2 separate regions of the Mus musculus genome follow, and region 1 is linked to region 2. The links are chromatin loops, found by intact Hi-C in ENCODE. Cell type or tissue: heart. All regions are shown on one strand. Each heading gives the region's core, and the rest is flanking DNA. Links, peaks and the distances in the headings are about the cores only.

Evidence for each region. Peaks named below come from ENCODE experiments on the same cell type or tissue, not always from the same donor. Only the 100,000 strongest peaks of a DNase experiment are listed, where the experiment ranks them.
Region 1: a loop joins it to region 2, with 20 times the contacts of the local background. A loop is called at or near these places in 1 of 42 quality-filtered maps.

What each region holds. Positions count from the first base shown.
Region 1 is chr1:133,067,106-133,082,503 of GRCm38, reverse strand. Pik3c2b (phosphatidylinositol-4-phosphate 3-kinase catalytic subunit type 2 beta) reads right to left here. Exons shown (of 33, transcript NM_001099276.2): 2 at 15,275-15,398; 3 at 12,086-12,186; 4 at 11,176-11,330; 5 at 10,782-10,902; 6 at 7,882-7,993; 7 at 7,646-7,725; 8 at 6,630-6,693; 9 at 5,032-5,178; 10 at 4,252-4,285; 11 at 2,665-2,860; 12 at 1,421-1,543. Gm28609 (a long non-coding RNA gene) reads left to right here and starts at 14,006. Exons shown (of 4, transcript XR_003948004.1): 1 at 14,006-14,238. In heart, for the core only: no CTCF peak of the experiment used is centred there; DNase peaks (open chromatin) are centred at 7,763, 8,733, 9,063 and 10,603; H3K27ac peaks cover 4,186 bases.
Region 2 is chr1:131,068,332-131,083,729 of GRCm38, reverse strand. The region is part of intron 1 of Mapkapk2 (MAP kinase-activated protein kinase 2); the gene reads left to right. It also overlaps the pseudogene Gm25549. Among named protein-coding and RNA genes, the nearest start is that of Mapkapk2, 22 kb to the left of the region's middle. In heart, for the core only: no CTCF peak of the experiment used is centred there; DNase peaks (open chromatin) are centred at 8,129 and 9,099; H3K27ac peaks cover 1,073 bases.

The DNA.
Region 1 (15,398 bases), core at 6,774-11,773, 2.0 Mb before region 2:
GACTCTTGACTTTGGTATTCCAAACTGAACCCAGGTCTCACTACGTCGTCCAATCTGCCCTCAGGTTCACAGCCATTCTGCCCCAGCTTCCTGGTATTACAGGCCTCGCTTGCTTCTCAGGAGCCCCTTCATGCCATTACCTTGTCTGCAGGGTGTCGGGGCGTTCTAGTGTTTGTTAGCAAAAGCTGTACTTCATTACTGCTCTAAGAATGACCTAAGTGTGAAAACAGGCTATGCCTTCCCTCTAGTACCTTTATAAGACAATCTACCCAGACCCTTCAACTACTTATTTGAGAATCCTCCATCTCCCCGTGGACATTCTTCTGTCCCTGCCACCTGCATTCCACCCACTTACGTTGCATTTGCTGCTCTGTAAAGGGGGACTCAGACATAGTAGCCTGGAGAAGTGAAGGGGGGGAAGGGGGCACAGCAAGCAGGCACAGCAAGCAAGGGGCTTTCTGGCTGTCGGGAGGGTAAATAAGGTCCAACACAGACAAGCACTGGGGGACAAACCTGCAATCCCACCCTTGCGGTCCCCTTACCCCTCATTTCTCTCCTTCCTGAGATCACATTATTGTTAATAAACGGTACTTCATGCCATCTTGTGATGGTGGTTACTGTATTCATAACCTGCCTCAAGGTTAAGCAGGTGCTCTCAAGTCTCAATTTGAGAAGCTGAGGCCCCGACAAGTTAGAGAGAGCATGGGATTACCAAGAGAGCCAAGAAACAGAGCCTTATTCCTTGGCTCCATGCCTGTGCTTCCTTTCCTAGACAACCATCCCTGCTTTATCCATAATGGACAACTCAAGAGCCACCCCCACCCCCCATCCTTTTTGTAGGCATTGAGATGGGATCTCCTGATAGGCCTAGAACTTGCTATGTAGCCCAGTGTGGCCTCAAAACTACAGCCATCTGCCTCTGTCCCACTGAGTGCTAAGATTCTAGATTTGGTTTAATGCTGTTCTAGGGCTGGAATCCAGTGCCTTGCATATGCCAGTCAAGCACTCCAAGCTGTATCTTAGCCCCTTCTAAGAGAATGTTGAGAGAAAGGGAAGTAATAAAAAAAAAAAAATCTGAAGACCAGTTAAATGCTGTAAGAGAGGCAAGAGAAAAACAAGAAAGGTATTTTTAAAAACAGCAAGTAATATTTACATGACCCATTATAGAGTATAAAGAAGTTTTATGGGTACTTCCGGTTGGGTGTTCCTAATAACTTGAAAGGTAGAGATGGCGGCATGTTTGTCCCCAGGTAAGAGTCAGGAAATGACTCGGGAAGCTGGAGGATCTATCTGGATAAGGAGAGTTATGGAACCTGATTTGACCCAGGCTTGTGCTCAGTCTGACTGTCTACTGCTCCAGGGCATCCCTGAAGGAAGCAGGTTAGCTGCAGCCATCCTGGAGCTGAGAGAGAGGGCTTACTGCTGGTCCCAGATGATGAGGTGGAACAGGTACTTGGAGAAGTGAGCCCGCCGGGTCTGCAGGGGGCTGCAAAGTTCCTTGCCACCGTGGCTGAGGGAGCAGGAGAGGTAGAAATCTTCATAGCTGCAAAGCAAGCAGAGCGGTCAGTATACCTTGCCCTTCACACCAGCCACACCAGCCACACCAGCCACACCAGCCTCAGCCGCCCTGATGCCAACTTCCATTTCCTCTGGTAGACTTCTCTTCATCTTTGGAGGATGCAGCACGGGGTCAGTGTGAGGACCACCATGCCAGGCTTAAGGAACAGCAACCTGATCAGGACCCCTAGACCCCCAGAGTTTTAGGCACATGCTGAGTACAGGAGGTTTGGTTTTTTGTTTGTTGTTTGGTTTGTTTTTTTTTTTTCTTGGTCATTTCATGGGAATGGCTGTTTAGTCTCTTCCTTATAGTCAGCCACTGGTGTGTGTGTGTGTGTGTGTGTGTGTGTGTGTGTGTGTGTGTGTGTATGTGCAGGCAAGGAGGGTGGGGGAGGAAAGCGACATATGCTACCATGAATACCAGCACATGGGGGTCCCCGTGGCTCATGACAGGTGCCTGACAGAAGAGGTCAGAGAAGGCCCCTGTTTCCCAGGCTGCCTCCTTTGTTCTGCGCCAATCGCCCAGAGGAATACATTAAGTGAGAAACAAAGAAAGAAGGGGAAGGGGAGGAGAGGGGGGGAGGGGTTGGTAAGGGTGGGATGGGGCCAAATGCCTATTCCCCCAGGCCCCAGGACTCTGGGGACCCAGAAGAAGAGCTGAGGACTACCAAATGGATGTCCTCTTCCACCCACCCCGCAAGGGAACCCCAGACAAAGGGTCACCCCCTCCCTGCCACCCTCATTGTGCATCTGCAGGGGAGTGCAGCCATTGGTGTGGGCCACACTCTATCTGGGAACCGGCCATCTGTCGCTTGTCTCCCTCAGCCGGCTCTGGATCTGGAGGGGGCAGAGAGACCGAGGCAGCCAGGACTGGGGGACTGGCAGGTGCTTATCTATCTCCTAGGGGGCTTTCTCTCTCTGAGATGGATACAGACTAAGGTCCCCTCCAGGTACTAGGCTCATCACCTTAGCCCTGTGGCACCAGAATGCCACATAATAACAACCATCCTAACATAGAGGGCCACAGTTAGAAGAGAAGAAGCCACCAGGCAGCGGAGCTCCCCCGACCCCCCAGGCTTCCCAGCCCTAGCCCTAGCCCTGAGTCACCTGGTAGCCCAGATGATGGGAATACGGTGAGTGCCATAGACAGTGAAGGCCAGGGCCCCAGGGAAGTGGCAGGCCTCTTGAACCAAATCATGCTTTCGGCTCCCAGGCACCGCCGTCTGGAAGTCTGCATTGAATGTGCTGCAGTACAGCTCCACCAAGTCCAAGATGGCCGCTGTCAAGGCTTCTACCACCTTCTCTGTGAAGTGGGGAGGTCAGAAAAGAATCTCATTAGGACTCAATAGGGGCCATTTGGTTGCCATGACACTAGCAGTATGGGACAGCTTGGGACAGGGATCAGCCAATTTCTAATAGCTGTGACAAAGCTTACCCATGTGTGGAGAGATGGGAAAGATACAGGAGCGTGCATTAAGCTGAGTGCCCAGTTTTAAATTCGGGCCTTATCCAGACACTTAGCATCATTTAGTGCTACAACATTGTTATTTTTTAAAAAGTCATTTTCTAGGGAGACAGCTCAGTGGTTAAGAGCACTTAGCTGCTCTTCCAGAGGACTCAGGTTTGGTTCCCAGCACCCACATGGCAGCTCACAACTCTAACTCCAGTTCCAGGGGCAGGGGTTCAACATCCTCTTCTGATTTTTGTGGGTATCAGGCACACATGTGCCACGCAGACTTATATATAGGCAAAATACCCATACACATAAAATAAAAACAAATCTTTTTTTTAAACAAAGACTTTTCTTGACAAAAACAAACAAACAAACAGTGCTTGGTGAGCTTACACATCTCTAGTACCATGCACATGTGGACACACAGACACACACATACACAGGCAGAGAGAGAGAGAGAGAGAGATGGGGAGAGGGAGAGGGAGAGGGAGAGAGAGAGAGAGAGAAGAGCGCTAGAAGAAATGCTGTTAGCTCCTAGACGACTTTAGAGGAAATTTACTCATCTGTTGAAGTCCAAAGATGGATTCATTTTTTAAGAAAGCCAGTGATGGGGCTGGAGAGATAGCTCAGTGGTTAAGATCACCGGCTGTTCTTCCAAAGGACCCAGGTTCAATTCCTAGCACCCACATGGAATCTCTCAACTGACACCAGGATCCAACATCCCCACATAGATAGGAATACAAGCAGACAAAACAACAATGCACATACAAAAAAATAAAATTTGAAAGAAAAAAAGAAAAGAAAAGCTGGAGACACAGGCTGTAGGATGGGGATCTGTTCAAGATTTGATGGGAAGACTGCTAGAGAGAATCCTTCCTCCCATCTCCCAAGGCCCAGTCTTAACTGGAAGTGCAAGGGGTTGTGGCTGCCAAGAAAAAAATCACAGCCTAGCAGGGTGAGCTTCTCCATCTGGATTGACAGACAAACTCATCCCTGCTCACACCCCTACCCCAGCTCACCGCTCTCTCCCAGTAACACCATAAGCCTGATTAGCAAGAATAATGAGAAAAAGATCTGTGGAAAGAAATATGGGCTCCAGCTGTGTCCACACCTCATATGGAAACACACACACACACACACACACACACACACACACACACACACACACACGGCCAAGAAGGAAGAAGAATGTGGGCTGAGTTGGCAGCTGGCAGGTTCCAGCCTCTCTGCAGCATCCTTACCTCGGTTTTCCCTCACACTCAACACGCTGGGATCCTGTTGGGGGAAGGAAGACCGAGGGTCAGACAGAGCCCGGGTCCATTTTTAATGCCAGTTGGTAGGGCTTTTCACAGCTGTGCTCATCTGGGCCCCGGCAGGGCTTGAAATGTGAGGAGCAGAGATTCCCCAGAGAGGGAGGGAGTGATGGTCTGTTCCACAACCACAGGGTGGATGGAGTAAGCAGATAAAAAGCCATGCTTCCCCTAAGGAAAGAGCCCCGCAAGGCTGGGGAGACAGGATCTGTAGTGCTAGCTCGCCTGCCCTTACTGCACACAGATCCACTGAATCCCTGGCTCTGGGGATCCCCTTCCCTCCTTGGTTTTGCACCCTCCTAGACGAGCAAACTCTCAGGCAAAGCCTTTCTGGCCTTGGCTCATGTGGTTATTCTCGTGAGGTGAAGCTAGCCCAACCTCTATGCTCAAGAGGAGGGACAGGCCTGGCACCCATTTCCCAGGAGCTCTTTTGTCTGAACTGCTCACACATGAATGACAGAAGTGGAGAACCTTTCATCTATTTTTTTTATTTGTCTCGAGACAGGGTCTCACTGTGTAGCCCAGGCTGTCCTGGAACTCACTACGTAAGTCAGCCTGGCTTAACAGAGATCAGCTGCCTCTGCCTCCCAAATTCTAGCTGCTTAAGAGAGTCTTTTTAGTAAGGTGGCCACCAAGTAACGTGACAAGCCACAGCCCAGTTACCCAAGCATTCACTGTCCCTTCCTCACGCTAACACCTGGGGCTCCGTACCTTCTGGATTTTTGGCTGCATGCGCGAGGGGCAGGGAGGCAGCTGGTTGAGAGCGCTCGTGATCTCGGGAGTCTCCACAGCAGCCAGAGCATTGCAAATGGCCTTGACAGACTGGACCACCCTGTCAGCCTTCAGTGGGAAATCCCCCTGTGGGAGGCCATACAGTAAGGCAAGTGATTCAGCTCTCTGCCTCCCCACCAGCCCAGGTCTCAAGACTGTGTTAATGACTCTAAGGAGGAATTGCAGGAACCACGCTTTATTTGCTCTGAGTGGGCCACAGGCATACTCCCCAGTCTGTCGGCCACAGCCCGGAACCTTTTATTCCCAGTCTGCAGCGAAGTTTATCTCTGTGTATACACAGGTCTCTGCCAGAGGCCTAAAGTGTTAGGCAATCAATTGGCAGGAAACAGCAATGAGGCGAGAGAAACACAGTGAGGCCCCCACTTGCTTGTCCAGACTTCTCATAACTCACTATAGAATGTCCAAGCTGTCGCGGCCACAGACACACTGCACTCCCCACTGCCCTCCACACTTTGGCTCCCGGTGCTTTCTCATCAGAAATCTCTTCCTCTGACTGTGACTACTTGTGTCAATCCAGATTAGGGATGAGGACACCTACTCCTTCACAAGCCCTCCCCCATCCCGACCCCCGTGGCCATCCTCTTGTATCTAATAGCTTTTGATGAACACTCCGTTTTCCTGACTGCACAAGCTCCCTGAGGCTAAAGCAGTCTTGGGCTGTGCACCTACCTCGCTCGCCTCTACCCAGCCTCCAAACTAGCACAGAACACTGCAAAGTGGTCAGTGACCATGCTGTTGTAGAAGCTACTACAAAATAGATTCTAGTAGTGTGTGAAAGGTGAACGAGACAGACCGCCCCAGAGGAAAGAAGCTATAACTGAAACTTGATCTGTGGAGGACGGGGATGGTTATTTTGCTTGGTTTTTTGTTTGTTTGGTTGGTTTTGTTTTGCTTTGTTTTATTTGAGACAGGGTCTCACTATATAGCTCTCGCTAGCCTAGAACTCAATGGGTAGACCTTGAACTCAGAGAGGTCTTGCCTGCTTCTGCCTCCCAAGTGCTGAGATTAAAGCTGCGCGAAGCCATGCCTGCCCAGGGTTTTGAATTTTGAAGACTACTTCCAAAGAGCACTGCTTTAGCTTCAAGGTATTTGGGGAAATGGCTCCAAGGTTGACACTTCCATGTAAGGCCAGGAGGAAAAGGATCTAGTTGTCACTTTCCTGAGGGTGTGTTATCTATGTCACAGGCTCAACAGAACATCTTAACACAGCGTTCCCATGCACTTTGGACAGGAAAAAAGAAAAGCCTGGGCCACAACCCTTAGCTTGGAGATGCTCTACTTCAGAGACAGGATCAGAGCCCACCTTTTGACTTTCACAGAAAGACAGAGCACCTTCTCACACACTTGCCAGCTGCCCCACAGCCAGATGTTTGGTTTTTTTTTTTTTTTGTTTTTTGTTTTTTTTTGCTTGCCCGGAGCCAGGAGTGAAAAGAGGTGTCACTGACAGCCTGCCATTTGCAGGCAAGGAAGGAACTTCCAATAGTTCCTCTCTGATCAGTCCCAGGGTGGATACTCACATCAGCCAGCAGGAAGGCGTCCACCTCATTGTGGTAAGTGTCAAACAGAAGACTCAAGGCCTGCCTGGGGATATGGGGTGAGAAAAATCACAAGAGAGATCACAAAAGATTCACTGCCGTGGGAGACTCATGCTCTCCCTTCCCTCTCTGTTGGAGGATCAGACCCTGATGTGAAAGAGTTCCCACTCTTTCCATGCATGCCCCATGAAGATGGAAAAGGGGTCCTTTCCTCATGGCTACCTCTCACCTAGAAAAGGACAGAAAACTACTGGGGCAGTAGTTCTCATCCTGTGGATCTCAACCCCCAATAGGGGTCGCACATCAGAAACCTACATTAAGACTTTTAACAGGAGCCCAGTGTGGTGGCGCACACCTTTAATCCCAGCACTCGGGAGGCAGAGGCAGGCGGATTTCTGAGTTTGAGGCCAGCCTGGTCTACAGAGTGAGTTCCAGGACAGCCAGGGCTATACAGAGAAACCCTGTCTCAAAAAACCAAAAACCAGAAAAAAAAAAAACCAAAACAAAGACTTTTAACAGGGGCTAGAGAGAGGGCTCAGTGGTTAAGAGCACTGACTGCTCTTCCAGGGGTCCTGAGTTCAATTCCACCACATGGTGGCTCACAATCATCAATCATATATAGTGGGATCTGATGCCCTTTCTGGTGTGTCTGAAGACAGCTACGGTGCACTCACAAACATTAAATAAATAAATAAATAAATAAATAAGACCTGTAACAATAGAAAAATCACAGTTACAAAGTAGCAATGAAAGAATTTTATGGCTTGGGGTCACCACGCATGAGGAACTACATTAAAGGGTCACTGCCTCGGCAAGGTTGAGAACCACTGGCAGGCATAGAGGAAAGAAAGGAGAAGTGTCCTGGGACAGGGGCATCCCTGACAAGTTACTGGACATTTACGAGACTCTGTCATCCTAGCCGGAAGCTGGGCGAGTATATCTATGCCATCCCCTCACAGTTCCTGCTTGGACTCCACCCAGGTGGTACCCACTCTCACCTGCTGATGGTCTGCTTGACTGGCCTCTCTTGGAGATGGATGAGGTAGTTCAAGGTGGAAGGGCTCTGGTCGTCATTCACCTGAGGGAGGGAGCGAGCAGTGCCCTGGTCAGGCAGGGATGACGCCCTTTCCTCAGCCCAGGATACCTACCCCACTCCCTTAACATGTTCCATATCACCCTCTGCCCATTCTACCTGCCCAGCTATGTACAACTGTCAGCCATTTCCGACACGTACCGTCCGGGCCAGGTCGCTCCGGATAGCCTTCTGCTCCATCAGCTGTAGCCGGATGCTGATATCAAACTTGCGGCAATATTGGATATACTCATGGCTTCCCAGGGCGTGCTTACTGGAGGGGTAGGGGACGAGATCATTAGTGCCTTAGGGACTCAGTGGGAGGAAGGATGGGTGCTTCAGCTTGGGGAGAGACAACACAGGGAGGAAAGAAGGGAGGGCAGAGGGGAGATGGGGGAAAGGCCTATGTTGTAACCCTTATCCTTTACCCAATGGAATGCCATGGTAAAGCATGGGGTCTTCCTGAATAAAAAAGCCACCCACCACACTTAGCCCTTCCACAAATGACTCTCTGGCTCATTTCCCAGGATGCTGTAAAGAGTTGGGGATACAGAGGGACTTCTTAGGGACTGGTTGCTTAAATCCCATTTTCTTGGCTTTGACAACCAAGCAAAGATGGGCTGAGCGATACAGACTCCTCTTTTTTGTGCTACTCACTAAAGGTGCTGAGGACAGACAAAGCAATCGGATGAGAGTTCCAGAAACAAGTTTCATCCGGAAGCAAGTTTCATCCCACCCCCCCACCCCCCTCCACCAATCCTGCCTGATCACTAATCCCCAGGGAGTCTTCACACTTTCTAAAAGGTAGGAGTGGTTCTCACTGCTCGGCACCCACACAGGAGACCCCCAGTTCCTAAGAGGCAGCCTGCTGATCCCTCTGCCACCCAACTTCTCCCCCTCCTCCAAATCACACCTTAATCTGAAAGGAAACCCACAAGAAAGGGCTGAACAAGCACTGCTCTGGGCCAGGCCCTAGCATCTGAGTAGCAGAAGCCGGAAAAAGACTTCCTTCCTCCGCAGAGGTGGGAATCTGAACTAGAATGGAAGGGGATGGAGGGGAGCAGAGGGAAGAGGGATGCAGAGACTTCTGCAAGTACAGGGCCTCGGGGCCAGGCCAGCCTAGACTTAGAGGCTCTCCACATCCTGAGGGGACCTGGCACCTGCACTCTGAGCTCTGATGGGCTAAGGTTTAAGTAAAAGTGAAGTATGGTGTGGGGAGGCTAGACTGTCAGGCGGGGCGGGCCTGCGGGAGGGTCTGTGAGGAAGGAAGAGCGAGAGCAGTGGTAGAGAGGGGGGAGGTAGCAGGAAACCCAGCCTCCCTTAGGACTGTCTCAAGGTTCTTATCACAGAGCTGCCTGCATCCTGGAGCAACACTCCCCTTCAGTATCGGCCCCTCCAGCTCAGTGAAACAATCCCGAGGGCTTCCTTGGGAACTAGCAATTCTCTGGAAACTCCAGAGGGCCCTTTCCACCCAGGACCCAGCACTATGTTTTTATGCACGGTGGATGGTTAGAACCAGGGAGTCAAGGCCCCAGTAACTTCTACTTGTTGGTGAAAGGGTTTCTGCTGTGTAGCACAAGTTGGGGTAGGAGTGAGGGGGGCGTGACCCAAGGACCACTTGACATTCCTACTACCTCTGAGACTCCAAGGCTCCTGGATTTGGGAGTCTACAGGGAGAATGTGGCATCTGCGTACTTGGGAGTCCCAGGAGTCCTCCTCTGGGGTTGGTCCTTTGTTGCTGGTATCCACTGACTGCTCATGAGGTCCTCTTTACTCTAATTCCATCCCTTCTGTCCGTCTTTCTCTGTCTGCATCTGCCTCTGCCTCTGTGTGCATGTACACACACAGATGGAACCCAGGGCTTCACCCATGCTAGGCCTCATCTCTAGCACCGCTCCCCAACACTGGAGAGCAGGCTTCACAGCTGGTCAATGGAAAGCCAGAACTGAGTGTAAACTGTTCTCCGGAGTCCGATTTACCCACGATAGCCCTGGGCCCAGCACTGGCACTTCCAAGAGACCCTGCCTTCCAGGACCTCTCCCTGCCCCTCTAGCAGAGGGTGGCAAGAATACAGCGAACACATCATGGAATGCATTTGTGGATGCCCTGGAATTATATCATAACAGGCCTGGTTCATTTCCCTCAGCTTCCAGATGAGGATGCAGAGGCCAGAGAGCGGCCACTATCCCTAATGCTGACGCAATCCGTCAAGAAATGAATCTTTAGTTCTGACTACCAACCCTGAGCTCTAACCACAGACAACTAAGCTTCCATCTAGATTTGCTCCAGGGAAAATGCGCACAGTAGCCGTTCACAGGAACCACTGAGGAGGGAGATAGAGGCCTTGCCTGTCTCGTTCTTCCAAGGGGGACACGGGCGGTGGGCAGCATGGGTGGAGGTCAGCAGAACTCCTGATGTTTGTTGCCACACCATCCTAGCTCTGGGGTGGGAGCCCTGCCTACCCCACCCCAGGTTTCCACAGTTCAGGGTAATGGAGAGGGCTTCTCATAGCTGGTCCCACATCACACTTTCCAGGGAGGCTGCCTTCTGTAGAGGGCACTGGCTGAGGGAACTGGAAGCCAGCCTAGGGGGAGGCTAAACAGCTGCATAGGCCAGTGGAATTCAAGGCAGAGAAAGCCACGAGAGCCATTGTGATGCCTCCCTTTGGTTCTATACGGGCATTTCTGCCCAGTGGCTGCATGCCCTCTAGAGTAGGAGAGGCCACCTGCCGCTACCCCTAACCTGCCCCCACATTCGATGCACGTCTCTCCGCAAGCAGAAGCCTGCACACAGAGACGACCTCATCTTTGCTTCATCTCAGCTCCAAGCTCTTTCCACGGCAGATTTGGCTCAGGATCCGGCCAACCCAGCTGGAGAATGGAGCTCCCAGGGAAAAGTGCGACGTGGCTGAGAATGTGCCCAGAAAGGGAGTCCTGACTGCGGGGCTAGGGAAGAGCAGCAAACACTGAGCCAAGAACAGCTCTCTAAGAGCCTCCCTCGTTCTCCCAGCCAGAAGGCAAGTGTCACTTCAGTCTCACAAGACCCGGGCTCCATTCACTCACTTTTGCAAGAACTCCTCCAGCCCACAGGGCTTCAGCACAAAGTCGCCCACGTCCACTTCCCTCAGCTCATCGTGAGTGTAGCAGAGGGTCTGGTGGATGAGCAGGTCCACGGTGGAGGAACCTGGAACGGGTAAGGCAAAAGAGCGAGGGCAGTGACATCGGGCAACTGGGACAGACCCTCTCTACCTCGTTCCTTTATCATCAGCCAAGTGGTCTCTAGTACCCACCGGCAGTCAGATAAAACTTGGGGTGGAGCAAAGTTACTATGTACCCAGACAGCTGTCCCTTCAGAAAAGTCTTCATTCAGGCGACAGAGTGAGGTGAGAAACAAAGTTCCCGAATAGTCCTCCCTGCCTCAGCTCTAGGGACACTGGTGTAACCCCGACTAACTCACAGTTGCAGGTAAAGGTGAGTGGCTCCCGGAGACTGTCACACAACACTGTCACCTTCAGGTTGACCTCATCCCCAAGGTGTTCTGGACTTGGGGTGACAGTGCTCCAGACACACCCAGTTAGGGAATAGTCCTGGATATCAGAGCCCGTTCGAAGGCTGTATAGGAAGAAAGGAGGAAGGACTCTTGCTGTGTCTTCAGAAGGTCGGCAGGGCCCCTCACTCCCAAAATCCCACTGACTTTTCTGTCCCAACTCAGCTGAGCCCCCTGACCTGTGGGCTAGGCTGGGGCAGTGGGTTGGCAGCCTGGGGGCTGTAGTCTTTCTGGTCATCTCTGCTACAGTCACAAACCAATCCCCACAGTGTAACAGTAGCAAGAGCTCAAATAGGAGTTTTCTACACTAAGTTTAAAAGAATTTAACCAATAAGTAGTTAGCAATCTACTTCCTTCCTCTTCCATACATGGGAAGTTTTTCCTTCACTGAGTGGTATGTTTACTCCTAAGGGCAGCTGAGGGTCAGGGTCTGAAGCGAGAGGACACTTAGACTGATCAAGGTTTGTGAATTTTACTAAAAATGTGAATGTTTTTGTTGTTTGTTTGTTTGTTTGTTTGGTTGGTTGGTTGGTTGGTTTGAGACAGAGTATCACTGTGTAGCCTTGGCAGGCCTGAAACTTGCTATGTAGACCAGGCTGGCCTGAAAAGCCTGCAAGAGAAAAGCCTGCAAGGGTCCCACTCTGGAATTTTATTTACTATAGCTCCTCGTCCTTCTTAAAGGAATAGGTAGCTTCCTCTAGAGACCTGGAATCCTCCCAACCACACACACACACACACACACACACACACACACACACACATACGCACGCACATACACAGGAAACCTCCCCCCCCCCCCATCCCATCCTCCAGTTCTTACATATCCAGCATGTGGCAGAACGCAGCAACTTCCTCATCTCTCTCCTCTGAGACCTCAAACAATTCGTGGCCATTGGCAACAGTGTGGGGCCGAGAGCCCACCTTAAAAGGAAAAACAGCTGACTCAGCTTTTCCCCTTCTCTGGAATTCTTTCTCTGAAGGGCCTCCCAAGATGTGAAACCACAGCCTGTTGTGTAAGGGCTTTCAATGTAACATTAAAATGAACACACACACACACACACACACACACACACACACACACACACATGAAATCCAGAAATACATTACCTGCCAACCTAGGACACCAAAGAACAAACTAAAAAAGGATTTGAAGCCTGGGCTAAGAACAGAAGCTGTGGCAGTGGACAAGAGTGGCCAAACCTGCTCTGTGAGGAGGACATGTCTGACCAGCCCAGTGTGGCCATAATCAGGCAGAATGTAACACAGTGCTGAGAGTCACCATAGGCAAAGCATGTCGTGGGACGGCTCCCAGAGACACTGGGGTGAGCTGAGCTAGGTTAGGCAGGTGGTTAGCCCAAATGGTCCCCAGGGAGGCCTGGCCTTGGACATCCAAAGCCCTGGAAACCAGACTCTAACTCTGAGCTCGTCGCTAGAGGTATGACTCGGACACCTGTGCCTTCTCAGGAGGAAGACCAACGTGTCAAAGCAGGGCTCTGGGCTGGGAAGAACCTGGCTGGGCTCCTTTGTTAGGCTCCTTAGAGGCTTGCTGGTTCTAAGTGGCTATGGCTACAGGCAGCCTGCCCGAATCAGCCTCATTTCCTCTCCCAGAACACGCATGTAGTACTGGGATCCTTAGACAAGGCCCCAAACTATCTCCCATCCCGGGGCGGCTCTAAAATACCCAGGAAACTGTCAAAGGATCCCTAAGGAAGAACAAACAAGAAGCTAGTACTGATAGGCCTCACAGGCCTGCCCAGGGCAGCAGCCCAGGAATGAGACTCTGGCTCCATGGAGTCCCAGGCTGCATCTGGTAAAGGCGGCAGGTTCTAACAGCTGCTCTGGAGAGAAACGGGGGTGTCTGGTGCTGTGGTTAGTGTGTGCCACCTCACCTCCCATCACCCCTTCAGCTGTTCCTATGCCCTCCCTGCCCCTCTAGGGCAGAAGGCAGTAAGCTCTTCACTGAACATTCTGACTGCAAGTGTCCCTCCCTCTGGTCACTCTTGCTCCCCTGGGTGTGTGTGGGGTGGGGGTGGCAGTACATGAAGAAGAAGAAGGCAGCAGTGGGGGCAAGTTGGCAGTGGGGGCAGTTGGCATGTGAGGCCCTGGCTTTGCCAAGCGTATGCCTGTGTTCCAGACCAAACAATAGTACCACTGTCAGCAATTAACCTATGAGAAAGAGTCAGGGAGAGAAAGAAGGGGCAAGAGAGGCAGGGAGGGAGAGGGACAAACAGAATGGCCACTGAAGGCCATTTCATATCCTTTCTGTACCATTCCCTGGCACCGTAAGAAAACAAAAGCCACTTACGTTTGCCCGGCTGGCAGGCCCTGGTGGCATCGTCCGATGCTGGTCGGGGGAGTCTGCCAGGCAGAGGCTGGCAGCGGGGGTACCAGGCTGGCATTTGGAGCTAGCCCTTTCCAGAGATGGCTCAGTGGGCCTGGGATAAGTAGGATCCTTCCAGCCGGAAGCCCGGCGAAGGCGGGGTGGGGGTATAGGAGCGGAGATCAAGGGGTCTCCCCTCCCAGCAGGCTGTGCCCCTGCCCCGAGCTGAGGTGGGGGGGACCACTGCCGCATTGCGTCCCCCACCCGAGACTGGCAAGAGCTTTTTGCTTTGCCCTTGCTGTTTCAAGGAGACTCCAGGCCAGTTCAGGCTCCCTCTCAGTACTCTGATGACACATGAGATGGGGGAGGGAAGACAAAGGTGACTACCACCTACCCCAGGCTGCCCGACTCTGTGAGCAGTCCCAGCTCTGTGTGATGAACTCTCCCAGCCCTATAAATAGCAGGAGCAGCCCCACCTCTGAGTTGAGCCTTTAAAAAGCCTGAGCTCTGGAGTTGCAGCTCACCCTGATTAGGCTTTGAGGGACTGTCTCTGCAAAAGCAGAGGAAGGAAGGACCGTGCAGCTGTGTAGAGTTGGAATTGATCCCTAAGGCTGGACATGGGGCGGGAAAGCCCCAAGGCACTAAGACAAAGGGTAAGGAGGAAAGAGGGCTGGAAAGAGGGGTGGGCTGTAAACTGCTACACAAGTCTGAAGCTATGGAGCGGACACCTGGCTTCTGGGAGCAGGGTGTCCAGAAGTCAAGGGTAAAATAAAGTGGCCTTCAGGTCCCTGCTGGAGATACTCCTGACACTTCATGGGCCAAAGACATATCAACACACATATGTGTGGTAGCCATCTGGGATGACATGAAGAGACTCTGTACTTTATATATAATATGTTTTATACACACACACACATATATGATATGTATATATTATATATATATATAATTATTATACTGTCAGGCTTTTTCTAAATATCTTCACTGAGGAAAGAGTGAGGAAAGACAGATAAAAGTAAACACCCCCACAGCATGACCGCACTTACTGCCCTTGAACTATATACTTTTTAATGGCCAATCTCAAACGTGTCACATATATTTTTATCACAATAAAAAGCAGTGAGGAAGGGAGGTTGAGAGGAAGAGGGAGGAAGGGAGAGACTTTGGAATGAGACCAGCGTCTAATACCAACTCTGCCATCTCATGCTGTGTGGCTTTGGGGCATCAGACAGGGTGTTGTGGAGATCTGGATGGGGTCACAGACCACTAAACAAGTAGCTAATGCTATGAGTGCTATGAGTGGTCATCAGGGCCGAGCAGTGGTCAGCAGGGCAGAGCGTCAGGAGACAGCCAGAGTGAGCTTGGTGACTCCTAACTCTGTCCTTACTTCAAGAAAGAAGTACCTATTGGCAGCCAGTACTTCAAAACTCCTGCCCCCAGAAAGGCTCTTGTAGCCATCGTGCTGAAACGTAAGCCTAGAAAAGGAGCCAGACCATTCCAGATGTTCCTGGCCCTGCCTTCCATAATAAAGCCTAGCTTGGATCCCTCCCCAACCCTCACAACAAGTGCCCAAGAGCCCCGAGGGCAGAAGGGACGACTAAAGGGCAAGTGAGATTTTGTAGATCTGAATTTGCAATGGCAAAGAGAAACTAGTTTACGTTCTGAACGAATGCACAGGAAGGTCCTCACCGGAGCAGCAGAAATCCGTCGGTTATTGCCAGGTGTTGCATTTTTTCGGTTGGCATATCGAGAAGTATAGGTTCGAGGGGGCACCTGAGGGGGCATCGTCTTGCTCCGGGCCACAGGTTTCCCA
Region 2 (15,398 bases), core at 6,460-11,459:
TTCATGATGAAAACTTTGTGAGACTTGAAAAGTCGAGAACTTAACTGACTTCCTTTATTTCTTTGCTCAGATTAATGTCCTTTGTCTTAGCTTTCTGTACTTCAACACAATCCCAGGATTCCAGTGCAGACCAGCGTTGAGGTCCCAGCTTTGGTCCTCTAAGGCTGTTATGGGTCCTCTTTTGGAATGAAGGCTCCTTGCTGGTAGGGTGTTGAACTGCCCAGGCCAGGGGTTGAATTAATTGTCTTCCTAGGGAGGAGAAGGTAAAAGTCCTCTTGGTGAGAGTCTTTGTTTCTTGGACTTCAAGCCCTGGGAACATAAGATTTCTCCTTTCTTGCTGTTTTTTTTTTTTTTTTTTTTTTTGGACTTAATCATCCCGTCTTCAGGCTGGAGAGGAGTGGAAGGAGTGGGGTCAGAATTTTGACCCCTGGATTCCATAGTTGAGTACATAAGTCCTATTCTACAGCTCTCGTGTTCTCAGATGTAGTTATCTAAATTGAAATGAAATAAGCATTATCTCCATCTGCAGCGCCCCAGGAACGGGCTGCTGGCTGCTGGGTTATGCAGCACAGGACAGGGGAGAGGATATTCTGTCCGCACAGAACATTTTCTGGTTACAGTCATTCTTTATCCGGACTCATCTGTACATGGAGGGGACTTGGGGAAGGGCAGCTAGAAACCAGTCATACGAAAGGATCTTTTATAACATCTCATCATAGAGGAACTCATCTAGTCTTGTGGCCCCTAACCCAAGCTGACCATCAGATTCACTCGTGGATAACCTTTGAAGGTGGAGCTTTCTGGGCTGTTCTCCTGTGTTTTATGGAGTCCTGGATCAGACTCTGGTCCTCAGGTTTGCACGGAAAGTGCCTTTGCATGCTGAGCCACCTTGCTAGCCTATATTATAGCATTCTTATAAGCTATGTCATTATTATTATTATTAATCATCATTCTCCCTGACTAGGAATGTATATTTTTAGACTATTCCCAAGTCAGAATTGCCCAAGTCTGGCAACCACTCATCTGTCTAGCTGATTTTTAAAAATTCTTTAGTGACAGGGGCTTTATTTTTCAAGAAAACCTTACATATTAAAAAATAATGTAATAACTCTGTTTGTTGAGTAAAAAAGTTTGTTCTTGATCTTGTAAAAAATCCTTTGGCCCTCTTAGTCTTCTTCAGACCCATGGCAAGGTGCATCAGCCCATGTCTGTGTCTAGTCTCAGCAGATGGGCTAGCTAGCGCACTGCAGGGACATTTTCAGGGAGCATCAGTAGCCAGGGGTTCTAGGGGGTGCAATGGCATTCCCAGGATCCTTTTGGCCTGGCCATGAGACTGAGGAGAGATCTGCATCCCTGGAGGGTCCAGTTGGAATGGCCACAGGTACCTTTCAGCCCTCATGTCCTCTCCTGTTGTTGTCACTCTGCGTGCCTAGCATGTGCCCTCGGGGATGCCCAACTACTTCCTTCTGACACCTTGAGGGTCTCAGCCATCCATATGGCTTCTGTTCAGAGATCTTCAGTAGACGCCTCTACTTCCTAAGCACAAAGCCCCCAATCTGACATCACAAAGAGTGGGGGTTTGATCTCTCTTTGCACCTCCAGTCTTCCAGGCAGTCCCCTTCTCTCTGCACATGCAGACCCCCTTTTTCTCTTGACATCTTCCGTATGATTATCCCTCTGCATTCTTCTTACTGGGGCTTTGTCCATCTTCTGAGACTCATACAAGATCTTACCTGCCCAAATTCTACCATTCCAGGCAAACCCAATTGTAGATGGACCAGTGGCTGTTGATCATGGTTTGCACAGTCTTGAATTACTGTCACCCCCACCTCTTCTCGGGTAGCTCGGCTCCACGGGACAAGTACTGTGCTTGCTGTTTGGTGTTCCCACATGCAGGCCCAGTGCCCAGAACTCCTCAAGGTGCAGTGATATGGCAGGAGACAATCCATATTTTTGCTTTTTTGTTCTCTTGGGAGTTTTGAAGAGGCTTTGAGGAGAGCAGGAGCCTTTGTCCCACACCAGCATCCCACCCTCAGCGCCCAGCAACTCAGCAGCTCAGCAGCTCCAGTGGGAAAAGTGGTATTTAGCAGCTGATAACCAGCAAGCAGCATTCAAGGCTTGGCTGCTTCAGAGGTAAAGCTGGTATTTAAACAGTAAAGGGTTTCAAATCAAGTATTTAAGCACCAGGCTCGGCAGCAGCTCCTGTTAACATAGTCCAGCTACAGTGACAAAGAAATAAGTAAAGCCAAAGAACTTTCCAGAGCCTTGAGAAGAGTGGATGGGGAGGAGTCTGGATGGGTGCTCGCAGCACCTGGCAGGGACCTTGATTTTGTTCTCTGGGCTGAGACTGCTTGGGGAGTAGGGAAGAAAGGCTCTCAGCATTCCCTTCAAACTCAGTGTCTCTCTCCCAGGTTGGACTAATGTTGTTGAGTGACGTTGTTGTTGTTATTATGATTATTATGTATTTGGGCATTGTGTCTGCATGTGTGGAAGTACATGCCTTGTGCCTGTGGAGGCCAGAAGAGGGTATTAGATTCCCTGGAACTGGCGTTTACTGATGAATTTGAGCCATCAGATAGGGATGCTGGGAATCCAACCCAGACCCTCTGGGAGAGTGGCCAGTGCTCTTAACCACTGAACTATCTCTCTAGCCCTGCAGTTTTATTTTTTAGTAGTGTTCCTTCAGTACTGCTTGGTGATGGCCCATGAGTTTTCTTCTGTTGCAACCAAGATGACGGAGGGAGGACTAATGTAGGGTTTCCTCCCTTCCAGGATGCACAGAGCTGGAGGAATTCCCCAGCCTCTTGATGGTACCCAGACACTAACCACAACCAGCAGCTCTGTCAAAGGTGTTCTGAGAAACACATGTGCCAGGAATAGTCTGAACTTCAGAGAACAGCAGCTACCTTGTGAGGTCTCCCTGTTGGGTAGTATTTGAGAGTCTCTCTCTCTCACTCTCTCTCTCTCTCTCTCTCTCTCTCTCTCTCTCTCTCTCTCTCTCTGTGTGTGTGTGTGTGTTTGTGTACACACTTTTGCATGTAACTGTTTGTGCTCGACCACACAGAGCAGGAGATATCTTTCAAGGTCAGCTTCATTGTGAGGAAAGTAGAAAATTTCCACCCCAAGAAAGCAAAGAGGCGGCCATCCCAAGGTATAAGTGCTATGTTTGCCACACCCAAAGTGGGGATCTTTTTAATAAATAGTTTCCCTTGGGGGAGTAAGGAATGCTGTTTTCAAGTTTGAAAGAAAAATTGAGATGTGTAATTTGAATATGAAGGTTTTGATCAATGGTGGTGACCTGCCTGTCTCTGTCTGTGTCTGATTGTGTGTCCTTGCCTGTGTCTGAGTGTGTGTTCCTGTCTGTCTGAATGTGTGCCCCTGTCTGTGCCTGAGTGTGTGTTCCAGTCTGTGTGCCATTATTTATCTGGTTCTCAATAGGATGGTTGGATGAGAAGTACCCAGGAATTCTTACTGTCAAGGTCTGTGATCTTCCTCCTGCTCCATTCAGGTTTCTCTGCTGGAATTAGGGGTGCTGGTGGCTGAGCTCACCTAGGTCATGTGATGGTTATGGTGTTGATGACGTTTATCATAGGTCTGGACGTGGAGTCCAGCCATGCAGGTGCTCTGACAGTGTAAGGTGGCCGGCGAGGGTTGAAGCAGGAAGACTTCATAAGGGACTAAAACTAGCTGGCTCAGTGCTTAAGGTCACTTGTTATCTTGCAGAGGATCTGGGTTTGTTTCCTGGCAGCTTACAGTTGTCTGAAACTCCAGTTCCAGGGGCTCTGACACCTTCTGGCCACCTTGGGTATTGTGCTCATGTGTTGCCCTTACAGACAAGACATGCAGACAAAACACTCATATACATAAAGTAAAAATAGACTACTGTGATGTGAATGATGTGTAAATTCTGTCTGTCCTAGGTTTTAATAATCCCTGCAGAAGCACCATCACTACTGGACCCAAATAGCAAAGGTGCTGTGTGTGTGTGTGTGTGTGTGTGTGTGTGTGTGTGTGTGTGCATTCACTGGCCTACTTCTTTCCCTCTTGATGAAGTCATAGAAAAGGAGCCGTAAGCAAGGTGGTTCTTCACTCCACATAATGGAAGATATCATTTAGGGAGTAGGTAGTGTTATGAAGGAAGGGGCTGCTCATTTTTCCAAACTCTAAGGCAAATCCTTGAGTGTTCCATAGGTGGGAGACATTCTGCAAGTGTGTGTTCCACATTAAAGGGCCTGAGAAATTCTCAGCAGCAGAGTCGGTTATGCTTTGTGGTTTGGACATAAAGGTCTTTGTCTCTCTGGCTTTCTGTTTCTCTGGCTTTCTCCCTATCTTTGTTGCTCTGCTTCTCTCTTTGTCTCTGTCTCTCTCTGTCTCTGTCTGTCTCTGTCTCTCTGTCTTTCTCTTCCATCATTAGCATCGTATGGCCTACTGTCTGAGAAGTAACAGTAACTACTCCTTCTCTGAGAGAACTGCCCAGTGATTCACAGTCACCTGAACTGAGCTAACACCTGTTGCAGAGGTTTGAAAAAGCTGTGTGTTTGGTGTGTGTGTGCATGTGTATGTATGTGCGCATGTGTGCTGTTGGGAGGGGGGATGGTGGATGAGGGGTCCGGCAGGTGGCTTCTGTTAAAGGTGGCTCTGCCTGAAGCCCTTTTGCTTTGTATTTCTGGGGAAGCTTTGTCCTGCCTTGGAAGCAGTGAATAGCAGCTACATCTGTTGAGCCTGGGAAGTGCAGCTTGCAGTGTGGGGGTGAATGAGCAGTTGGCAGACACTCCTGCTAGAGGCTCAGGCTGCCCAGAGCTTCTTGGTATTAGGGAAAGGAGGGGCTGGGGGTCCTTAGGCAGCTGCTTGCTAATCCTGGCCATGGGAGGAGTGAGATTTAGCCTGCTTTTCTCTCTCTGCATTCTTTTCTGACTACAATGCCAGGCAGCTATACTGACCCTTGAGGGAACAGCAGGTGACTTGGAGGTTTCTCTCTTCCTTGCTGGCTTTGAACAACAGAAGATAAAGGCTTTCACTTCACTCTTCGGTACTGAAATTCAGAATTGTGAAATACATTGAGATAGATTGACTAAGGATTGTGGAGGTTTAAAAATACTTTTTAATTAAAATAAACATTTTTCTATTTTATATGTATCATGTTTTGCCTGTGTTTTTTTGTCTGAGTACCACATACGTGCCTGGTACTGTGGGGGTCAGAAGAGGGTGTCAGATCCCCAGGGACTGGAGTTACCATCTGTGTGCTGGGAATTGAACCCAGGTCCTGTAGAAGAGCAGCCAGTGCTCTTAACACTGAATCATCTCTTCAGCCCTTTCTTGTATTTTCTCAGAGTCCTTATTGGAATTGTTTTTAGAGCGTTGTTGGTATTGGTTGAAGGTGAATGAGTGATTTGTAGATGTCAGGTGGCCTGAGAAATCTCTGAAAAGGCCTAACTGGATTCTTTACCTGGAACAAACCTAGGCCAAGAGGGTTTCCAGAGGCAGTTGAGGGCTTCAGTGTTTTTCCTGGGCAACCTGTAGGGAGTCTGGTTATTTCTCCCTCCTTCCTTCCTCCTTCCTTCCTTCCTTCCTTCCTTCCTTCCTTCCTTCCTTCCTTCCATCCATCCATCCATCCTTCTTTGTTTTTGTTTTTGAGACAGAGTTACTTTGTGTAACAGTCCTGGCTGTCCTGGAGCTCACACTGTAGACCATGCTGGCCTTGAACTTCCAGATCCACCTGCCCAGTGCTGGGATTAAAGGCATAGTGTGGTTGTTTCTAAGAAAATCTGTACTGAGGCACAAGTAGGAGTCAGCTGCTTCCTGGGTTGTATGCTGGCACTGCTGGGAGGTCTCAGCATGATTTAGCTAGGTTTCCTATCTCTGTTGTACTGGTTTAATTGTTTTTAGTCTGCCTTTTCCCATTCGAGTTTTTACAGAGGAGTTAGTATGTCCTCAGCAAGAACTAAGTGGGGTGTCCTTCATTTTCAGCTCTTTGGCATGTTCTCTGGTCTCATATGTAATTAGAGGCCCAGTTACTGAAATGGGGGAGTGGCAATCCTTGTGGAGAAAAGCCCCACGCTGGTCCTAACTACTTGTCCAGAGACTGGGGGAGGCCAGCTGTGCTATGAGAAGTGGCGGACTTAGCCACTACTGCCAACTGGGGTTGTGTCTGCAGACTCCAAACCTCCAGGGCATCTGGAAAGACCAGGAGCTGCGACTCCCCAAGACTGTTCTCTGGTAGGAGAGGAACCTCCTCACTGAGGTAGAGGTGGGCTGAGGGGTGGAGAAGGCCTGAACACATGAGGTGAAGTGTGAGATGGCTCCTCCAGTCAACTGGGGATGCGTCACTGCTAATGGGAAAACCTTTAGATATCCTCCAGATTAATTGGTCATGATGGAAACTCACCCCCCTCATGGATCTTTATGTATTTAGAAATCTTCACTTTTTCCAGGTTGTGACAGGCAGTGTCAGCTCTTTAACCAAGCCCCTGAAGGCTAGGAAAGAGGGCGGTGGCTGAGCCTAATGCTGTAGTGGCTGCCTGCCCATCATCTTCTGGCCAGTGCCTTTAACTGTCCTAGGGTTCGAGTCAGAATGCGGTGTGCTTGTACTGGGGAAGAGCTGACATTGGAGCACCATTGCCTCTTTAGGCCTAGCCTGTGTCAGTGTCGTGCTTGCACGGTGGCCCATCTGGATCTAGATGACATCCTGCTATTTTGTGTGATGAGGATCTCAGGGGTTTCCCTTGGGACTTTCTCCTCACTCTGCAGGCTCCTCTTTTGGGGTCTTGACCTCTGTACCCGTTACTTTGTTGCCATGATAAAGCACCATGACCAAACAAAGACCAAACACAGGCAATTTAAGGAGAGTTTATTTTGGCTTACAGTTTCAGAGGGGTGAGAACCCATCATGGCAGCCAGAGGCATGATAGCCAGCAGGTGGCATGTTAGCAGGAGCAGGAACTAAGAGAGTATATCTTGAAGTGCAGGGGAGAAACTGGAAGTGGGGCTTTTAAACACTCAAAGTTTCCCAGTTACTATTTTCTACTCCAACTAGGCTGTCATCTCTTCAAACAATGCCACCATCTGGGGACCCTGTGTTGAAATGCCCAAGTCTGTACGGGACGTTTCTCATTTAAACCACCATAGCCTCTGAGCCGTCACTCATCCACCTATCTTTTACCTCATACCCATGGCCTAGCAGTTGTTTTGCTTTGTGAGACATTTTTATTTGAAATGTATATTCCCTCTTTTAAGATCCCGAGTCCTGAAGCTCCAAATGGTTCAGGGTCCCTGGAAACCAAAAGGGCGAGGATGAGAGAGATCTTAGCTGGTTTTAGGCATTGATAGCCAGGAGGGGTTCGCTGGTGTCCTGTGCTTTTCTGGGGAGACCCACAGGGTCTCCTTGCACCAGGCATGTCTTAGATCACACAAGGAAGAAAACGGTGAAAGTAACTTGTCTGTAGTTTCTCAGTAAGCTAATTGTAGCACTTACGTTAACACCAGCTTGCTCTGCCTTCCCGCACATTCTTGATGTCTCAGCAAAGTCCATCACATGTTATCTGTGGGGCCAGACTTAGATGATTTGTGTCGGGGTGGGGACAGAGAAGGTAATCTTAAAATTATTGAAACTGGACTTTTGAAAAATATGTGATTTTTTTTTTCACCCAGAAAATTTATTTCTTTAATTGTCTTTGGCTTCCATAATATTCTTTGTGCCAGAAACACACACACACACACACGCACACACACACACACACACGCACAGGAAGCTGGGGCTAAGGGAGGGGCGTCTACTTATTGATTCAGATGCTTGCTGTGGTTCACCTGCGGAGCGGAACATCGTGGTCCAGGGCTGCTTGGACTTGAGGCTGCTTCTTGAGGAGTCCTTGGTGAAGCAGCAGGCTCCTGCTTTTGGCCTGTGTAGATCTGATTGCTGGAGATGAGTGGAGGTTTGATTGACATCTGTGTATTTGGTTTCTATCTAGAAAAGTGGTTTCTAGAGACATTATAAATATTGGGCTGTCAAAGCTGGACAGAAACATGCTCTCACCCCTGCACTGGGCGTTGATCTCTTCCTCTCAGGCTAGAATGGTCAGGACTTGTTCCTGACTGTTACACAATGATGCAGCTGGTCCCATAGGAGTAGGAATTGATGATATCCAAGGTCTGAGTGCCTTGCATTTGCTCTGTGCTGGCTAGAGTTGCGTGTCACCGGGTCAGCCTGGCCTTCCACAGTTCTTGCGTTGAGTGACCCTTTGTGGGTTGAGAGGAGCACCCTGTATACTTTCCTCCTGTGACCTCCAGCCTCCTCTTGGTCCCTTGTGGTGCAGGAGCCTGGCTGTTCTTTCTCTTTTTGTCTTACTGTGATGTGCGGTTAACATTGTCTGCTCAGCCACCTTGTTCTCGCATTAGCCATTTACCATACTGTTCTGTCACCCTTTGCACTCTGAGCTGACCTGTCCAAACAGTTTGTATTTGCAGGGACTTCAGAGTGGGTTAGACACCAGCCCATGACACCTTGTACTTCCAGTATGCATTTGCACTAAATTCTAGTATTTGCCATTGTTCTCGCTCTCTGTCTCTGTCTCTCTCTTTTGGTAAAATTAAATAGCAATGAGATACAAAAATCTTAATTTGATGAAGCTTAACAGGGGTTCCATATACAACCCCAGTCTCTATAGCAAAAAGCTTATTACTCTAGTAAATTCCTCCATGCCCTCTCAATGGTACCAATATATACCCCTTGACAAGATGGACATACACACACACCACTCCACTCTTGTATGTATGTGTGTATGTGTGTGTGTGTGCACACACCTGTGTGTATGCATGTATGTATGTGTGTGCACGCCTGTGTGCATGTGTGAACGACCTGTGATGTGAGGTTTATCCACATGGTTGCATGTGCTGGTGGTCTGTTACTCTCTGTGCTGAGTCCTGTTCCATTGTGTGGGCACGATAGTTGCTTATCTTCTCTCCTGTGGATGGGCGTTTGGGTTGTTTCCAGCTTTGAGAACGGAGGACTCAAACTCCAAGAGCTTCCCACACAGGGCTTTTTCTTGTGAGCCTGGTGTTTTCATCTCTCCCGGGGAAGTAGCTGGCGTGTGATTGCATGGGTACTGGAGGCTGCCTATTCCTGGCCAGCTGCCCTGCCTTCTGACTGTCTGAGATTAGGGCGAGCCCACTCTTCAGCTGAGTTACTCTCCCCAAGAGGGTGGGCTCTCCTTGGAGCCTGCCCAACTTTTTCCAGAAGAGGAAAATGGCAGTCTTATAAGACTTTATCATTGTTGACCTGCTTGCTGCCACTGAGAAACAGAATTTAGTCTGCTTTGAGTCCCTGACTCCCGCTTGAGGGCTGTCTCTTCAGGCCTGTTGCTCTAGTTTTGTGGACTGTTTCTCTTGTGTTGTGGTCCTCAGATCTGCCACAGCGTGGTTTTCCTCTTCTGAGCAGGAGCACAGTTTTCCCTGTGTGACCTAGAGCTGAGCTGCGGCACCCTGGGTGTGGTGTGTGTGTGTGTGTGTGTGTGTGTGTGTGTGTGTGCAGTGCAGACCGTGGGTGGCGCTGTGCCGTGCCAGATGAGTTACTGTCCATCACAGTGCTGCCCATCCGACTGACTGATGTTGCTGTTAAGATACTCAGCGTGATATCACATTGAATCCTCGAACAGGAGCTGCACACATTCTGTTTGCTCTTGTCTCATTTAATCCCTGCTTCTAGCTGATGAAAAAGCTACTACTAAAATTAGCTTTATTGGGACCCTGGTTTAAATCAGCCTTTCTTAGCTGTGGTATTATTGACTAGATGCATTGTTGTGATAGGAGCCAGGGAGAGTGGGGGTAGGGTAGAAGTTGATGTTGTCCTGGGATTTGTAGGAATGAGCAACGTTATGGCTTTCACTGCTTAGATGCAGTTGCCATGTGCTCCCCAAAGCAGTGATAATGAACACTTATGCCAGATAACTGCCAAGTGTGCCTTGGGGCAAGCATCAGTATAGTTTGGTGGTACCACACTCACTAAAGATGGAACTATACAGAGAAGACTAGCATGGCCCCTACACAGGACATGCACATCCATGAAGCAATCCATCCATCACTTTCCAGAGGACGGGTCCCTGCTAGGTTTGTGGGGCAACATTTATTTCCCTTGGAGTCTTTTGTTCCTGCTGATCAGGAAGTAGAATGAAGTGGTCTTGATGGGGGGAGGGTCAGCCTAGTTTGAAAACAGGTCCAAGCTGTTGCTTTTCCTAAAGCTAATCACTATGGATCTCTAGTGTGCATACTTCCAAGTTATGTGTTTTGTGTGGTCTTCATTTTCTAACGTTCATGAGTTTCACCTACTACAGATGAAATGACCAGTTCTCGGCAGCGTGGCTCAGCTTTCGGCTGCCGTGGTGGATTAGCATTGAGTGATTGTGTGGAGGACAAACTTCTCTGTGAGCTCTTGAGTGTGCAGGTCACCGTGCACATGGTAATATTGTGGGCAGTGACCAATCTTTTTACAGTCAGTTGGTTATTGGTCAGCAGGCCATCTGGGAAAGTTTGTGCTTCTGTTTCTTCCTTGTCTCTAACGAGAAACTCATGGCATATTTTGATACATATTTGATACACATTTAGATACTATCACTGTCTGCATTAAGTGGCTGAGGGTAGTGTAGATTGAGAAAATGAAGTCATTGGTTAAGGCCAGGCAAGGTTGAAGTTGGTATTTGAATGAACTTTAGAACTATGCCTTTAGTCACAATTCTTTACACCCTTTGTTTTTCTTAGAAGTAGCTTAATAACAAAAACCAACAAGTATGTTTACTGCAGGAGGCACAGATCTAAGCCCAGTTTTATTAACCCCTCCCTGAGGAAGATACATTATTGTCCTATTCTGTGTGGAAGGGGACTGGAGGCCTGACGATAGGAACCTCCTTGGGGCCACTGCCCAGATGGTGGCAGACCGGCTGGGTCCACCCCAGGCAGGCAGACAGAGCCTTTGCTCCCTGGTATCTGGAGCCACTCCTGTGACAAGGTTCCTTCCTCCTCTGCTGTTGTAGTGACTCCAGAAATACTAACAGGTCTTGGAGGCGATTTTTGCCTCATGTTTTCTCCTACTGTGTCTTAAAGCAAAAGCAGTAACAAAAAACCCTGTTGCCCAGGCCACGCCTGATTGTTTCTGTCTGCTCTTTCCACACTGCAGATTTCATAAGCTTGTTGTCGGTGATGTCGTTAGTCAGCTCAGTGGTAAAATATTAGACAAAGCCAAGGATGGCATTCCTTGTTTTTGTCATGGGGTGGACTCTCTGAGTTAGTCAGCAAGCAGATTTTTATGGACTTCCTCTCAAGTGCCGTGTATTGGGGACTTACAACTTGGAACCAAAGAATGGACAAGACATTGCCTTGGTCTGTAGTGGGAGAAGACACCTATTGTGAGTAACACCAGTGTTTTTAGCTTTTGCTTTGGTATGACCAAACACCTTAGCAAAAGCCATCCGAGGAAGGGTTTATACTGGCTCAAGGTTCAGAGAGTCCAGTCCATAGTCAACATGGCCCCATGTGCTTGGAGGAACGTAGTAAAAGAGAGCTGTTTATGGGAAATAACAAGATGGGGAGCTGGTGACAGAATCCATTCAAGGACTTACCTTTAGTGACCTGCCTTCTCTAGTCAGGTTTCAACCTCTTAAAGTGTCCAGAACCTCCCAAAATAGCACCACCATGGGGGCCTAAGCATAATTTAGTAACTCTTTGAGACAAGAAATGCGAGTCACTGGCCGTGATTTCTCAGGGAGCCCAGGCTGGACAGTGAAGGCCTAGCTGATGATCTGCCCCAGAGCTTTACCAGAGATGGTGCATGTAAACCAGTCCGTGTGTTTGGTCTTCCCTTTAAACAAGCAGTAACTCTGTACCTCTCAGTGGGTAGAGTGTTAGCACTCTGGATTGCGGATTGCTTCCTTGCCCATGTTTAGCATTTCTAGTCTGACAGACATCGAGCCTTCGTGCTAGAACAGATGGGCAGGGTAGCCATGGACATTCCCCCAGTTTCTGTTCCCAACAGGGGGCCCCTTCCTCCCTGATCAGTTTTGACTTGGCTGCAGCATCTAGTTCACGCGCTGAGGCACTCTGCTCTCTTTTCCTGAGCTGACACCCACTCTGCCCTGCCTGGCTTGCTAGCAGGTTTTAGGTCTTGGGATCCATCTTTCAGTGCCTCACTTTCCTTGTGATTAGGTGATACTAGAGCTCACAGTTATGATGCTACTCTGATAGGGGAAGTAATTCCTAAAAGTTTAAAGGGGCTGGGCAGTAGTGGCACACGCCTTTAATCCCAGCACTTGGGAGGCAGAGGCAGGCGGATTTCTGAGTTCGAGGCCAGCTGGTCTACAGAGTGAGTTCCAGGGCGGCCAGGACTACACAGAGAAACCCTGTCTCGAAAAAAAGAAAAAAAAAAGTTTAAAGGGAAATCAAAATGGCAGATGTTTTAGTTGTGGAAAGCAAAGTCATCCGGAAAGGCAAGGTGTTTCTAGAAATAATATTTTTTCTAGAGATAATCCAAAAAGAAGGCCCCAGACTAAATTTTAGAGTATGCAGAAGGTATGGTATAACCCAGCATTGGACTAATGAATATAAGTCAACAAGGGCTAGGCAGGGTAACACTTTGCCATTGGGAAATGCCCTAGGGAGCCTCCCAAAGGCCCCAGTACCAAATTCCATTCAATCATTCCCTGTCAACTTTGGGGAAACTCATCCATAGAGCAATTAAAAGATTTAGCGCCTGTTTTTAAATACAGTACTGCTCTGGATACACTCAAGATCAGAAGAGTTTCAGTAGATAAAACAAAGAATTCAGGGGAGACCAGAAAACAAATATTTTGGCAAACTGCTACAAATGATCAGAGACCAAAGCTAAAAATACAAATAAATGACATTGAAATTGAAGGCTTAGTAGACACAGGAGCAGATGTAACAATAATTTCACCAAGATCTTGGCGTCCAGATTGGCCTCTTCAGCAGGTAAGTATTCAGTTTCTAGGGATTGAAACTTTATCTCAGGTAAAACTGAGTGCATAGGGCCCGAAGGACAGAGGAAAATGAAAGCCACATGTTGCTAATATAGCCATGAATTTATGGGGACATGATTTGTTGCAGCAATGGAAAACACAGATTAACATTCCTCCAACCTCAGAAACAAACCATAAAATAAAGAATGTTTCTGAGAAAAATATTAAAAGGCATTATCACAGACTGTCCAGGCTGGCCAGAAGCAGGGCACAAGAGCTGCAGAGAGACACTGGACAGTAGAAAAAGCCAAGTTAAATCAGCTGAGAGACACTGGACAGTAGGAAAAGCTGAGTTAAATAGGCCTGTATATTTTAAAGATGTGTGAACCCCAAATGGAAACTGGAATATGTATTACGTTTGGGAAGAGGTTTTGGCTTTGTTTCCATAGGAGAAAAAAGCCGTGGACACCATCAAAATTGATAAAGTTTAGATTCAGACAGGAGAGACCTCCTGAATAAGGAGAGTTGATAGTTCATCAAACAGCTTGGTCATTCAGTCCAAACTAACTTATAAAGACTAACACATGTCTTTCATCTGATCAGGCATGAAAAAAATAAAAATAAAAATTAATAATATTTTCAAATGATAATTTCTGAGAGGCATACTTACCTTACTGTCTTGTGCCCTAACTCCATGGTCGAATGTCAGACTGTAGATTGCATGTAGCCCACGCCATCTTGAATCTTAGCTTTTGAGTTTTCTTTTTTAAATAAAAAGAATATTTTTGTTGTTTAGTATTTAAAGCCACAGGTAAGAGATTTAAGGTATTTTATGATATTCAAAGGGTCACTACAGTTCAAACTTGTTTTCTAAATCTCTGTTAGGTGATTTGGAGCCTAGAAAACAGAGTTTTTTTCTAAATTCCAGAGTTACTGTGAACAAGGTAGTGTTGTGTGCCTTTAATCCCATCACCATGGGACAAAACTCTGATACAGTTTCTAATTAGTATCTTTGCACACTAGAGAAACCACATACCATGTTTAAGGAATTCATATTCAGGTGGGGAATCCCAGCACCTGGGAGGCAGAGGCAGACACTTAAGAATTATAGTGATTTAAATTTGAAAGCCACTTGCAAAAGGCAGGCTGAAATTCAAAGTGAATGTCCTTTGTGATCTAAAAATAAATACACTTAAACCTTGAAAAAATATATGCAAAGAGAAAGGAGAATATAGGTATATTTATCCACTAAGGTATATTTAGTTTCAAAATAATTCTTTAAAACTTCAGTGGAAAGGATACTTTTTTTGTTGCATTTTGCCCTAGGAAAGATATTCTGCCGAAGACTGACAAAAAAAAAAGAACCCTAAGTAGGGGAGGGTTTTGCTTTCATCTTTCCAGTAGAATAAGAGATATATTTTACATCTGGCATTCAACTTGGTTGGAAGAAAAATCCAGCTTGACTGGAGAAGAAGAGAACCTCTACTGTTGCAGAAGGCAGAAGACATCTGAGGACACTGCCGCGGAGGCCAGGAGACTTGAGCCTGACAAAAGGCCGCAGAGGAGACTTGAGCCTGGGAGCTCCAGAGGAAGAAGCATCAAGTCTTTACTTTGGGCTGGATGCCCGGAGACGCTCGGGAAGCTCAGATGTCAGACAACAACGCAGGAGACAGCAGATCTTGAGAGAATCACAGTCATCCCAAAAGACAATTTTAATTTTATAGACAGACTCTTCCTGCATGAGAAAATGGGAAGCTCCATTTCAGGTCCGTAGGAGTTGGGGATAGAAATGTCACTTGAAAAAGTCAGCACAGTACTCATTGCAATTGTGACCATCAGGGTAAACCCCTACCTAGTTTCATTGCAATCTTCCATTTTTCCTCCTGGAGAAATAGCTCTACAACAAGAAAAATTGGCTGTGGTACTACAAAAGCTTGAGAGACAAAAGGCAGGAGATGCAAAAGAACAGGAACTGCTAACTGACTGAGCTCCTGACCTCCTTCTTCTTCTCTAAATAAAAAGTTCTCCGCTGATTCTTATAAGTCTCACCTACTAAATACTGAAAAGTTCGTCATTTTCCTTCCTATCCCTTGAACATTAGCCCAAGGTCAGCTTGAAGAGTTTGGCACATCTCCTTTCCAGCCGGCTTTGCCTTGATTTCTGGGAACGATGCCTTGTGACTTACTGGAAGCTATGGCTGATGCAGTCAGTCCATTTAATCAGTTAATGAGTGCCCAGTGCCAGTCCCTCCTCTACGTCAGGTTTTGCACTGGGCCTCAGAAATGGAGCGGCTCTGTGTGTCTGTGTGTGTGAGATAATGAGGAAGTGCAAAGGCCTGGGAACACTGTAGGGACAGTGTCTTAGGGTTTCTGTCGCTGTGATAAAACACCGTGACCAAAACCAAAGTTGGAGAGGGAAGGGTTTATTTTTTTATGCTTCCAC